Regions from separate parts of the Mus musculus genome. Here region 2 is linked to region 1. The links are chromatin loops, found by intact Hi-C in ENCODE. Cell type or tissue: gastrocnemius. All regions are shown on one strand. Links, peaks and the distances in the headings refer to the core of each region. The heading gives the core; the rest is flanking DNA.

The links. Hi-C counts contacts between places; a loop is a spot of excess contacts. Peaks named below come from ENCODE experiments on the same cell type or tissue, not always from the same donor. Only the 100,000 strongest peaks of a DNase experiment are listed, where the experiment ranks them.
Region 2: it touches region 1 in a loop (2.0-fold over the local background); 3 of 42 quality-filtered maps call a loop at or near these places.

Annotation. Positions count from the first base shown.
Region 1 is chr7:119,855,556-119,864,363 of GRCm38, forward strand. Dcun1d3 (DCN1, defective in cullin neddylation 1, domain containing 3 (S. cerevisiae)) reads right to left here. Exons shown (of 3, transcript NM_001163703.1): 2 at 3,825-4,360; 3 at 1-2,501. The coding sequence starts at 4,255. The coding sequence ends at 2,018. It also overlaps a transcript of Rexo5 not described here. Among named protein-coding and RNA genes, the nearest start is that of Dcun1d3, 36 kb to the right of the region's middle. In gastrocnemius, for the core only: a CTCF peak has its summit at 4,117 (motif pointing right); DNase peaks (open chromatin) are centred at 4,131 and 6,347; H3K4me3 peaks cover 288 bases; H3K27ac peaks cover 2,454 bases.
Region 2 is chr7:119,956,279-119,961,278 of GRCm38, forward strand. All of the region lies in intron 50 of Dnah3 (dynein, axonemal, heavy chain 3), which reads right to left. Among named protein-coding and RNA genes, the nearest start is that of Lyrm1, 63 kb to the left of the region's middle. In gastrocnemius, for the core only: no CTCF peak of the experiment used is centred there; a DNase peak (open chromatin) is centred at 3,021; H3K27ac peaks cover 1,923 bases.

The sequences.
Region 1 (8,808 bases), core at 1,624-6,623:
AGGACAATTGTGAGGCTTACAAAAATGTTCCCTGTGTCAATACCGACTTTAAGAAATATGACTGTCATCTCCTTAAATAATCATTTTTATAAAGATAAGTGCCTAGAGCTATAAGACTCATGAAGAACTCAAAGCATGCAATTCTTACCCAGGTTGAGAAACATGTACCCAGGATTTGGGGTAGACTAATCAAGGGAGGAAATTCCAAATATTTAATAGACACTTTTTCATTGTATCAAGAGTATAAATATTTTTGTAACTTTTATTTATTAAAAGATTCCCTTTTAAATCTGTTCCGAAATGTTGGAAGCTGAACTGTACAAGCTCCTGCCACCCACTTTCCAGTACATTTTTGAGAATATTTTTTAAGGGGAAATTATCAAGATGGTACTTTAGTGGAATAAGGTAGGACAGAGTCAGCTCTTCAGGCCCCAGTGGCAGCTTGACCAAAGCTGGCCTTGTAGAGTGAGCATGGAGTCTAGAGAACTGGTTCCTCCTTCGGCAAGCAAATTCATTCATGTTCTTTTTAGTGAAAAAGTCTAAATTAATATACAATAGCCTCCGTTTATGATGCTCCCTGGCATCTTCTTAAACTACAGATTGAAGGCAGCTCCCTCTTTCATGGCCAGTTTTAGCAGACAAACAAAGGGATATAGATACATATATGTGTATATATATATATTTTATAAAGGTAAAATATATACATATCTTATATATGTATATATACATGTCTGGGGTAAGGGAAAGAGAAGAGGGTCATGTAAACCTAAACAGTCACCACGTTACCCCAACCGAGCTTGACATTAACAAAAAGACAATAAATAATTCCTAGGGGTTAAGTGACAACGTGGGCGCAGCAAAGAGGGAGAGGGCACACAATTTAATGATTCAATACACGTGGATAATTTGTTTGGCAGAGTTCAGGCCAGCCTCAGGCTTCTGCACTTGCCAGACAAGTAAGCTAATGATACTCAACAAAACTAGAGAAAAAACAGTTTGAAGCAGAGCTCCATGCCACCGCTTTCTTTCAGGTCGGCTGGCAGGCACACTTTTCTCACCACCCAGAACGGAAACTTTGGCTCCAAGGCAAATGAAAAGGGGAGAAAAAGAAGTATTTCCACTTATGACATGAAAATACAAAAACATCAAAGAAAACTATCAAAGAAGTCTACTTCCAGCAAAACTGAGGTAGCACTGCTTTCTCTGCATTCAATGCTTAAGTGGTTTTCAGTACAATGTGTTCTAACAAAACAAAACAAAACTGCTCACTTGACTGACAGGTACAGCATGATGATGGGTAAGTTAAATATGAAATGCAATAGGTCAAAGAAGGAATGAGCAAGAAGTGAGGGAGACAGGGCTTTGGATAAATTAGCTTAAAGGGACGGGGTGGGGTGTCAGACTGCAAATGCTCTTGACTGGCCTTGGCCTTGGCTCTCCAAGAGCTCCAAACTGTCTGGAAATTAATGCAATGTGGCTAACAGTTAACACTGCTATATTCATATCTGTGTAAATCTTTTAAAATAATTATTACAACCTAAATTCAACCATGTAAACAGCACTACACACAGTACAGACCTGCCCTGAAAAATAATATGCAAAACTGAGGTCTGGCACTGCATCATTTTGTAATGTTAATTCAACCTAACAACCCACTCCCAACCCGGGCTACACCCTCCCCTCCCCCACAAAACAAATCCTATCAAGTTGTGCAAGAAATGGCAGGCTTATTCTATCTGAAGGCTTCAAAAAAAGGTACACAACATGTAGCCAGGTTCAAATATTTTGGGGGATTTCCCACCCCCAAAAAAGAAATAACCAAAATAACAAAAAAAAAAAAAAATGAAGAAAGTGCCTAAAACATGATACAGCATTTTAGAGCCCTTTCAAATACAAGGCAGAGAAAGGTGTAAAGTAGAAAATATCCGGATCTTCAGTAATTTCCAGAAAGGTCCAATTCCTCATTTGGCTGCAGGGCAGCAGGCAGATCCTCAGTGCTGCTCCTGGAACAGAGCGGCTAAGTCTGCTCTTCTGGACACAAGCCCTCTTGCCCTGAGCTGAGTGTACCTCTCCCTTCCACTTCTCTTTTCCTTCTCTCCATTTCCCACTCCACAAAGGTATCAAAGAGACTCGGCCAGGCCTCATCTTCACTGTAGTTGCTGAGGTCGGGGCCAATCACCTGAGTGAAGTTAAGAAACATGTTCCAAGTGTCCCGGGAGATGCCCTTGATTCCCGAAGGGTTCTCTGTTAGGAAATTTAGCCACTGGTCCAATACTGGAGGATTGTTCTGTGTAAATACTAGTTTCCATAGGGCAATGGCTATTTCACGATGCAGTGACCGCTGCCCTTCTTCAGAGTCCAGGCCAAACTGAAATGTAAACCGGTAGAGATCCTTGAATTTATCTTCTTGTTTGGCTTCTGTTAAGAGGCTAGGGAACCGTGCACAGATCCCATCAATGCTGTCTGCACTTATTGCTTTACAGCCATCAAAAAACTCCTTCCTGTGACAGGTAGGAAAAGGTATGATTAATAAGTAAAAGTGATTTAGTATATGATGAGGCAAGACAGCACAGTTAACAGCAACTAATCCTCCCAACCTGCAGCCCTCAGAAGGCAGAGACAGGATCTCGAGTTCTAGGCCAGCCTTGTCTACTAAGGTCAGCTAAGGCTGTAGAGTCAGACCTTGCCTCGAGAATAGATGGGTGGGTGGGTGGTTAGATGGGTGGCTAGATAGATAGGGCCCAGTTTAATTCTCCCAACCTACATGGCAACTCATAGCAGCCTATAAATCCAGTTCCAGGGGTTTAACACACTTTTATTTTGCCTCTGAGGATACCAGGCATGCACCTAAGAAATATACAATGTGGGCAAGACACCTATATACATAAAATAAAATAAAATAAAATAAAATAAAATAAAATGGAGAAAAAACCCAACAACAATAACTGTGCCTTCTGGGGCATGGCAAGATGGCTCAGCAGGTAAATATACTTGCCACCAAGAATGATAACCTAATTTTGATCTCAAGAGCATACATGGTAAAGAAAGCCAAATCCCTCAAGTTGTCTTCTGGCCCCTTCACATTTAAAGCATGACACATATGCACGTATACATGCACATTAACATATTACATACTACTACCAAAACTGTAGTAAAAAATTTTTTTTTACTGTTTTTGTTTGTTTCTGTTGTTTTATAAGATAGGACCTCACTATGTAGCTCATACTAACCTTGAATTTTCTACCCCTATGTCTCAGCCTCCTGGGGGTTGGGATTACAGACAGGTATCACCACATCCAGCTGCATATGTGCTTTTTAACATGTATTCAGCACTTTGCAGTTTGTAACAGAGTTTCATACTAATTATCTCAGGGACTGTGGTGGTGAGGCAACTACTCTACTGAGCAGGTCATATATATTAGCTGTGTTTTAAAGTTCCTTCTGCCAGGCCAGGTATAGTCATTCACTCCTTTAATCCCAGCACTCAAGAGGCAGGGAGGCAGAACCTGAAGTCTGAGGCCACCTTGTTCTACATATCCAGTTCCTGGCCACTAGGGCTATATAGTGAGACCTTGTCTTAAAAAAATAAAATAAAGTCAGTTCTTATTCATAACCCTGCACTCTTAAAACCATGGTCTTCCATGACCCTGACATATTCTTATACACAAACAAACAACCCCAATATGGATACATAACTTTGACAAATTATGCAACTGCTACTTGATAACTGAAGCCATCCCAGTTCTATCCTAGTTGGTACCACTATCCAGTGTCACACTTTCCTCCTCTGCTCCCCTGGTGACATGAAAGCATCTGTGACTAACCTGGTGAATTTGCACATGGTAGCAGCCTGGAACTTCCAGGCCAAGAGCAGCACTCGAAATTCTGTAGGATCAACACATAGGTCATTGCAAAAGCGCTCCATGCCTTCCTCCAAAATTGCATCCTCCCGCTCATCCTTGTAGCGCCTGAATAGTTCTTCCAACCTCTGCAAAGAAGACTCCTCAGCATTGGTCTTGGACTCCCTCCCAGCATCTCCAGAAGAAGTTGGCAGCTGGCAGGCCTCAGTGGCAGCCTCTGCTTTCTTGGTCCCATTGACAAGAATATCCCCAGCTGGTTTGCCACAAGGTGGCACCTGTTCCTCACGGTGGCTAGCCCCCCGCCTGCTGTGTGACTTGTTGCTGGGGTCCCGGTCTCCATTCTTGCTGCCCAAGGTTGATGAAGGATTCTTGCACTTGGTGACACACTGGCCCATGGTGGTAGTACCCTGGCCTCTAGAGTGGACCCCTCTGGATCAAATGCCCTCGCTGCCACTGGCCCATGTACTTCAACATGCCATCAGTTAGAGGAGCCAGGCAACCTGGAAGGAAATTACAAAATAGTTAACACTCTATTTCACTGAGCTAACAATGAGACAGGGGAGAGAACCCTATCCCAGCTCACCATTACCTCTCCTGTAAGTCAGCTCTGTGGGATGCTTACCCTTGTGTCTGGTCTACAGAGTGAGTTTCAGGACAGCCAAAGCTATACAGAGAAACCCTGTCTCGAAAAACCACAACAAAACAAAACAACAACAACAAAAAAAAAACAGACCAAAAAACCAGTTATCTGGACCTGAGTTAAGCCACAAGTTTACATCTGGTTCTATACCTAATACCTACACATTCAGATTTCAACAAAGATTGCTACAAACTTTTACTCTCAGCACAACATAAGGAACACCTTAGAGGGTAAATGACCTTGGCCTGGTAGCCATGGCAACTAATTGAGCAGAACAATACAGAGGTAGCAGAGTCTCTGATAATGGTAAAGGATGGAAGCAAGGAGAGTTAAAGGAACCTCACCTCACCACAAGCATCCCTCCCCGCCCCCTTACAGACCCTGCACTACGCGTGGAAAATTAACTGAAAGCAGGACTCCATGAGGAAACCTCCATCAAGTCTTCAGTAACAAGATGCTGTAGCTATTTTAGGGTTACTCATGCTCCTGACAGTAACCCCTCACCTGTACTCTGTCAAGCTGGATTCTAGTAGAATAGAGATGAGGCCATATCCAGGCCACCTGTAATCGCATAATGGTCTAATGGTGAAGTAAGAAGTGTCAAAACTACAAGCAGGGGCCTAGACAAACAGCAAAGTGCAGTGTGCCTGGATCTCTGGATGCACAAAGGTGTACCGTCCTAGCTCCACCCTGTTCCACCCACCTACATAGAGCCTGTACTCCAGGTACTTTCCCAACCTAGGTGTGTCTCCACACCCAATACAATCTCTAAGAGATAAAACTGCTGGATCAAAAGGCTACACTGACACTGAGCAATATCTATTTTAACTAAGTTTTTATATGAACTGCTAAAAATGTGTGAACAAAAGCAGAAGCAATTTTCAATACTGCATACTTATGAGTTGTTATTAACCATCAACTATTTTGTTATAATAGAAAATCCATTTATGATTTAATACTTGCAAACTTCTGCTAAGTGTTAGAACAATAGCAGCCACTGTCTGTTAGTATGTAGAATGTAGCAAAGAAAGCAGACACTAGATAAAAATCAGTGTCAGCCAGACTTGGGCCTCTCACTTCTAAGGAGCCTTCATGATTCTTCAGGGTGCAAAGTCAGAGCTCACTTAAGAGTCTGGTGATAGGGCAAAGGGCAGTTGTTAAGAAAAGCTGAATAAACAAAAACAAATAAAAAAATAAACAGCTTCCACCAAACAGTGCCTGGATAAACTGGAGTTATCTTCAAAGGGAATTCTCTCTAAAAGGAAGCAGAGAGTATAGTCATCTAAAAAGAACCACAATCATTCCTGTAGTTAGGCAGACTCCTATAAGGGTGTGTCCTATTCTCCACCCTCAGAAACAAAAGACATGTCTACACATGCCCTCAAAAGAAAGGCAGTTTCAATTTGCTTAAGCCAAAACAAGACACACAAAGAAACTCTTAAAAGTGCTTTCGCTGTGAAAAGTGACAGACCCAAGCATGGCTTCTCACAGGCTGTTATACGCTGAGCATGTAGTAAGCCATAAGTGAAACCAATTCAAATCTCAAAAGGCAAAGGGTTAATTCTTGGAGAAGAATTGTTCGAGCAGAATTCTCTCTAAACAAGAAAGACTGCAGCATGTGGAGGGTCTGGTTTCCAGATTTGTGTTTCTAAAGACTGGATTGCTGAAAGAAACAAAAGGCCCAAACTTACACAAACCCCACATGCTCACAGACTGGCAACTCTAATTCCCAGGCTGGCTGACTCACCAGTGTTTGCTGCTCAGATCCTGCTGCAGGAGGCCCAGCACCCGGGTGAGGTAAGAGGATTTCCTGCCCTGCATCTGACCCACCTACCCAGGCTGCTCACCCCACCCCCACTGGACAGATGCTTCTGTACAGCAGCTCCCTCCAAAGCCTGGCGCCAAGGCCTGCAGGTAAGAGCAGAACAGATGGGGCTCCCATAGAGGCCCAAATCTCATTTACTCTGCTGTGCCTCCATGTAAAAGCATCTTTTGATGACCTGATACAGCGGAACCAGTTGAAACCTGAAGGCTTTTAACATGCTCAGCAGATGAGAAAGAGGAAAATCAATGTGGACAGATGATCAATCACACAATGACAGAAGGTCAGCTTTCTCCCATCATGGCTCCTTTCTTTAAAAGGTTCCCATTCTGGTGGGGTTGAGCAGTGGTCTCAAGTCAGAAGTCAGTATGTTCTTTGCTAGTGGGCACTGCTCCTTGGTTGCTTGTTTATTTCCCCTTCTGGCAGAGCCTTCAGTCTTTCAAAGTCTCACTGGCTGTTAGCTAACAACAGCAACCATCAATTACTGGGCATTTGATACAGGGCCAAACTCTATGCTAACTAAGCACTTTAAGAACACTAGCACACGTGCCCTCCTCACCATAACCCCATTTAAAGACAGGAAAACTGAGGCTCTGCATGTAGTAAACTTATGCAACATCACAGAACAAACAGAACCTGGAATGTTTAGTTCAAGAAACCATGACCTGTATAACTGAACCCACATCTGTCAAAGCATCATGGGACAATACACTGAGGAATGGGCCTTGAGGTGAGGAACAGATACAGCAACCTTAGAATATCAAATCTTAACCATCAGCCACTACAAAGAACATCATACTGTCTGTGTGCACACATATACACACACTCACCAATAATAATAATTTAAAAATTATAACAATAGGCCAGGCGTAGTGATGCATGTGTTTAATCCCAGCACTTAGGAAGCAGAGACAGGCGGATCTCTGTGAGTTCAAGACCAACTTGATCTACATAGTGAACCCAGTCTCAAAACATAGAAAGTCTCATACCACATTACTGACCATATTCAAAAGCTCCAAAGCCCCAACATGTGGAGAATCAGACTCTCCACAGGAAGGGGTTTCCTTGTGATTGATCCTCAATAAAACCAAGCTGTGCCTGGTAAAAACTGTAAATTGCTAGCCATGCCCTGCTCCTAACCTGAGGCAGGCTTTCCTGTCATCTTGCATCCATCTCTATAGGTTTGCAAAGACAGGATCTCTAGCTTTCTAGGCAATTTCACTCAGTTAGTGACAGTGTCTTCCCAGGTGCCTTACTCCCTCTCACTGCCACCTGCTGACAGCCTTTGCACAATCTAGATATTCCAGTGCCAAGTTTACAAAAACAACACAATTATTAGTAATGAATACCACTTTCTATTTGCTATATTGTATATTGTTATAACAGCAGTATAGAAACATAGCTCTCTGAAATAATTATTGAGTTCCAGGAAACTAAATGGCAGCACACTGAGGTCAAGAAGCTACCTAGGAAGGGAGAAAACAGTGCAGTTATCAAGAGGTTGGGTGCATCACAGTGAAGGCATCTATTAACCAGACCTGTCTGCAGCTTATTCCACTGCGCCTCAGGACTCTTGAGTGGAGGAAATGAGATGGTCCATGCATCTGGTGCACAGAAGCAGTCAATGAAGGGTCCGCCTCTGTAATCATTATTATTACTGCTATCACACAGTCACTGACAGACCAAAGCTTCCTTTACCGAAGGAATTGTTCTTCAGTAGCCAGCCCAGCTCTATCAGGGCAAGTCAAATGTCTCAAGTGACAGCTCTCCTGCTTTAGCTCTGTGGCACAAATGAGTCAAACAGAGCCAAGAACAAAAGAGAGGTGGGAAAGGGGTGACTGAAAACCTCAGTAGGGGAGGGGGAACTACTCATGCACACATACAATAACTGGGGTACCTATTCTAAGCCTGCATACTCCTTTGAATATGTATTTACTGTCAGGAACTTTGTTCCACTTACAATGGGTCATCATAGTATCCAGCTTTTGTCCTCCAGCTGCTTCTGCCTCCTTCCCTCCTTTCTCTGCACGTCAGCCTCCAGACCCATCCTTCCTCTGTACCAGCCCTGGCTGCCATTCCTGAGGACAGGCTTCACTACCTGCCCAGCTCAACCCAGCCTCGGGCCTGAAGCAGACACTAGGCCCCAAGGGCAATCCTTATAGGCCCCAGGTCCCTGGAGGTGCTCTAGTTTCAGCTGCACCTATCTCTTTGGTAGTTCCATGAGGTGACAACCAGGCAAATCTGTCTTCAAGTGGCTTGCTCTTGGCTGTTCAGCCAAACCACTGTGGAGGACCAACCCTCACTGGAGCCTGATGTAAATGGAGACAGAAAAAATGGAGAGATAAGAGAACTACAAAGAAAACTTGAGAGCGACTCAGAAGGATACTAAGGTCTGGGGCTATAGCTGCAGTTTTATAACAAGCCTAAGAAGTAAATTGTTATAGGCTCTACAGATTTGGAAACCACACAACAGTATTACAAAATAA
Region 2 (5,000 bases), core at 1-5,000, 99 kb after region 1:
TCAGATGCCCTTCAAGGTCAGGGCCTCCCTGAGAGTTCTGTTCTCAAAGGTCTGCCTGGCCCCTCATGGCTGCAGTTTGGATGTCCTAAACATTTGAGAACTGATTTTTGTGACCTTAAAAAATGAGGCATTGCTCAAATTAGGACAATAAGTATTTATTTCAAATCTTTTCAAACATTGTATTTTTATGTGACATGAGATGTTTAACTTTTAAATATTGTGAAATACATAAAAATTGTTGTAGATTATGTTACTTTCCTATGCTGTATAGCACTAGGATTAATTCTTCCTAATGGACCTAAAGGAAGTTTTTCTTTGTGTTTTGTTTTTTGCTCATTCACGTTTGTGTGTGTGCACAGTTGCATGCACACTTACCACTTTTAGTATTCATTAATTTTTTTATTTTACCAGTTTGTTGTGTGTGTGTGTGTGTGTGTGTGTCTACCACAAGAGATCACATGGATGTTGGGGGACAACTTGCAGGAATCAGTTCTCTCCATGTGGATCTCAGGGATTGAGCTCAGGTTGTCAGGCTTAACAACAAGTACATTTAACCCGAGTTACCAGTCCCTATTTGTTAATTTAGACATAAAATCAACATAATGTAACATCATGCATGTATTAAATAAAGCAAAGCACCTATGCTTGTTATAATGTGGACGAACCAAATAAATATCATGTCAAGTAAAAGAAGCCATGTTACATGGCTCCGTTTCTATGAAGTGTTCTGAATGGGCAAAGCTACAGAGACAGGTGAGTAGTTACCTGGAGTTGAGGAGAGGAGGAGTGGATGTCAAGGGGAGTAGATTTCCTTTGGGGATGAAAGTGTTCGAGAGGTTCATAGTATTAATGTTTGCATGACTTTGTGACTGTACAGAGCCGTAATGAATTGCACAACTTTTAAAGGAAGAAGGAAGGCATTAAAAGTATGTGCATTATATTTCAAAAAAATTTGAAAGGAAGAAAGAAAGAAAGAAAGAAAGAAAGAAAGAAAGAAAGAAAGAAGGAAGAAAGAGAGAAAGAGAGAGAGAAAGAAAGAGAGAAAGAAAGAAAGAAAGAAAGAAAGAAAGAAAGAAAGAAAGAAAGAAAGAAAGAAAGAAAGAAAGAAAGGAAGAAAGAAAGATTGCCACAATAGGACTTCAAAACTGAGAGGGCTCTTTTGAGTTAGTTAGTTAGTAACTCAAATTCTATTATAGAAAAAAAATTCCACAAATGTGAAATGAGTTAGTCAAGGTCACACACTGGGCAGGTCACAGAGCTGGTTCTTGGAGTCTCACTGGTTCCTGGAGTCTCTTTTAGTGAATTATTTATCAGTTCACTGAATCTTGGGTGATCATACAGTTATGACTGAAGTGGAACTTCACAGGAGAATGTCAACTGTTTGTTTTTGGCATGGTCCCAAAATGTCCTGAAATGTGCTGTGTAGCTCAGGCTGGCCTTGAACTCATGAATCTCTCACCTCTGCCTTCTGAATGCTTGTATTATGTGCTGAAGGCATTGTAACACCTGAGTTTATTGTGGATAAGCAAGCAAAATAAAAGTTTTTGTTTTTGTTTTTTTTACTTCCTCACAGCTAGCGATCCCTTCACTTCACCCCTCCACGGAACCTGGCACCTCGGCTCCTTTTCCTAAGGGACAGCTTGGCTTGCAGCTCAGTTCTGCTGCAAGCTGGTTTGTCAGGTGGCTCCAAGGAGCCTGTCACTGTGATGTATCTGTCATGGAGATTCTCAATAGTGGCTGTGTATCAGTCACCAAGCATCACCGAAAGCATCTCCGCCCCGAGATTTTGAGTCACTCAGTCTAGGTGGGGTCTGCATTCTTAACTCCATGGGTGACTCTGTAAGTGGCGTTGTCAAGGAATACTACTTGACATTATAGAAATACCGAAATCAAAGAGCCAGAGGGAATAGGCTTGGTTTTTGACCTCCTCTCCATGGTCACTGAGCTGTCTCTATGAGGGGTTGGGATGACAGTTCAGTTGCTAAAGTGCCTTCTGCAAATGTGTGAGGAGCTAAGTTTGTGCCCTGGCACCTTCACAAAAACCTGGCCATAGTGGGGTAAAAGCTTATTGCCAGCAGACCTACCAGAATCAGAGGCCTCCAGGTTCAATGAGAGGTCTTGTCTCATAAAGTAAGAGTATTGACTGATTGAGGAAAGATATTTGATGTCAAACTTTGGCCTCCACAACACCCATACAAAGATGTGCACATACCCATAATAACAAGTACATATACCACAATATACACCATATACACAATAACAATTACACACACAAATGTGCACACACCCACAAAACAAGTACATATACTATATAAACAGGCCCTACTACACACACACACACAGATGTGCACAAATTCACAATAACAAGCACATATACTACACATACAGATCACACATATGAGTATACACACATACAAATGTGGTCACAGTCACGAAACAAGTATATATACTACACAAATACAAACAATGTACATATACAATAACAAGTACCTATATCACACATATTCCCAAACACACTATCTGAAAGATATCTTGGAACAATATTCATGGTATAATATTAAGAGAAAACAAAGTTCTGTGAAAAATCACAATCATATTGTAATTGTATCCTATAACACAATATGTGGACAGGGACATAATTGTATCCTATAACACAATATGTGGACAGGGACAAGAAGGAAGTTCCAAATTAGAGCCAAGACTTTAAAAGGTATCTAAATTGAAATTTTCAAAAAAAAATTTCATCTGTTGTTATGACCCATAATTGTATGATTCAAATTAAAAATGACACTGGATTGAGTGTCAACAATCTAGGGGGACACAAACTAACAGATATTGAGCAAGTATATGTTGATGAAATGAAATCTATGCTGCAGTAATTTTGGAAGGTTATCCTCACTAAGGGGGGAGGACATGATTTAGTAGTCTAAGAAGAATTGACTAATTTGTTATTTGATGAGTAGATGCAGCCGTCAAGGCTAGCCTGTCTTTGCTGCACAGATGCCAGGATGACAGACACTTGCCAGGAGTGCCAAGAATTTGCCAGCTCAAGAAACTGCCACACTCGTGAATCCAGTGTTGGGGGCTATCTCCATCTCTTTCAGTCTCCAAATCTTCTTTGCACGAGTTCTTCTTGCTCTGTGGGACTTGTGACTTGTGTATTAGGTCCAGTGTTCGACATGCTCCCATTGTAAGAGACTGTAGAAGTATGGAGAAGTGTAGCAGGCCCCATGTGGAGAAAGATCACAGCCCTGAAAACTTCAGGAGGACACTGTCCAAGAAAAGCCTCAGGGAAACTGTGGGGCAAGACTGGGTTTTTTCTCCTCCTCCCTAGATGGTTTCTTTCACCTGACTCACCTTCAGGACTTGCAGGATCTGGACTACGATGGCACCACATCAGACCTCGCCCTTCCCACTGAAACCTAAGGTGGCGGTTTATTGCCCAGGGCGTGGTGAGAAGTCTCTGTCAGTTCCTCATAAATCCCATGGCATTGCTCATCTACCTCCTGACATAGCAGATTTGCTTCTTCCCCTGACATTCCAGAGCACAATCCTGCCTGGGCTGTTCCCTTCCTGATGGTTCCTATACTTGGTGAGAAGCTAGGCTAGCACACTGAGTAGAGATGAAGAAGAACAGCTGTTTCAGAGAACCACCAATGTGGACCTCTAGCCACACACCTTTACGTACTCTCTACTCATTTGTGTATTTACTTATTTATCTGTCTGAGTATTTTCCTGTATGTATATATGTATACCACATATATGCCCGGTGCCTGGGAAGACTCGGAAAGGGTGTCAGACTCCCCTGGAATTAAAGTTGCTGACTCATGTAAGCCTTCATGTGGGTCCTGTGCCAGAGCTACTAGTGCTTTTAGACACTGAGAAATCTCTCCAGCCCACGTGGTTTTTTGTTTTCTATTTTCCTCAGTAATCTTAATCTGTTGATGCAGAAACCGAGGCTAGGGAGGAGCAGAGTTGGTCGTGCACTTTGGCTGCCTGGTTATAGAACAGAATTATAAATGAGCTGTAAAGTCACACACATCCAGGGGCCAGGGCACTGAGGCAAGAACAGGAACTGAACTGGATGGAGCTGGGGAGGCTAGAACTCAAAAGGTCGGCAGCTTCTTACTCCTGAGAATGGGCACAACCCAAGAAAGCAGAGCCCATGTCGCTAGAGTCCTAATTATTTTTTCTCCCTAAGGAAAAGCAAAAGTTTCAGAATTTTTACTTGAAATGACTTGCATTTTAAAGGTTAACTATTTCTGACTTCAAATGAAACATCCCTGAGTGTGGTTGTGATGCACACACTTACGGTCCTAGCACTCAGGAGGCTGAGGCAGGAGGCTCATGAGCTCAAGGTCAGTCTGGGATACCTAGCAAGTCCCTGCCTCAAAATGAGTCAATAGAATCTTCTCTGCATCCCAGGACACATGTGGTCCCCAGCTGCCAGTCTGCAACGTCTGGATTCATGGTCAAGTGCCATGGTTTGTGGGTCAAAGAGCTCTTGGTCTGAATCATGCCACTTGGTGGTCATGCAACTTTGGAAACATCTTGTGTCACGATTTCCTCATATGTCAAGTGGGAATAATTCGGTATGATGTGTATTGTAGTGTACGTAGGATTCAAGAGAATGAGCACCAGAGAATATAATCTCCACGAGGAAAAGGATTTTATTTATCTTATTCATTCCTACTTTCCTTGACAAAAAAAAAAAAAAAATGAGCCAGCCCATAGTAGGTGTTTAATAAATAGTTGTTAAATGTGATGAGTGTCTAGTATAATCATTTTACCATAGAATGACAAATTGCCACTAGAATCTGGTTCCTGGCACCTGGAAGTGGCTATATTTTATGGTTTCTATTTTGTCTTCTTTCTGAGCCACTAAGACCGCAAGTGAACCAACTTTCACAATCCAGGACATGGTGTTCATTGTGAATTCTGAGAACAGGGAGGGATCAGACCCTCTGAAAAACATCTGCCAGAGGTCAGGTCTCAGGATT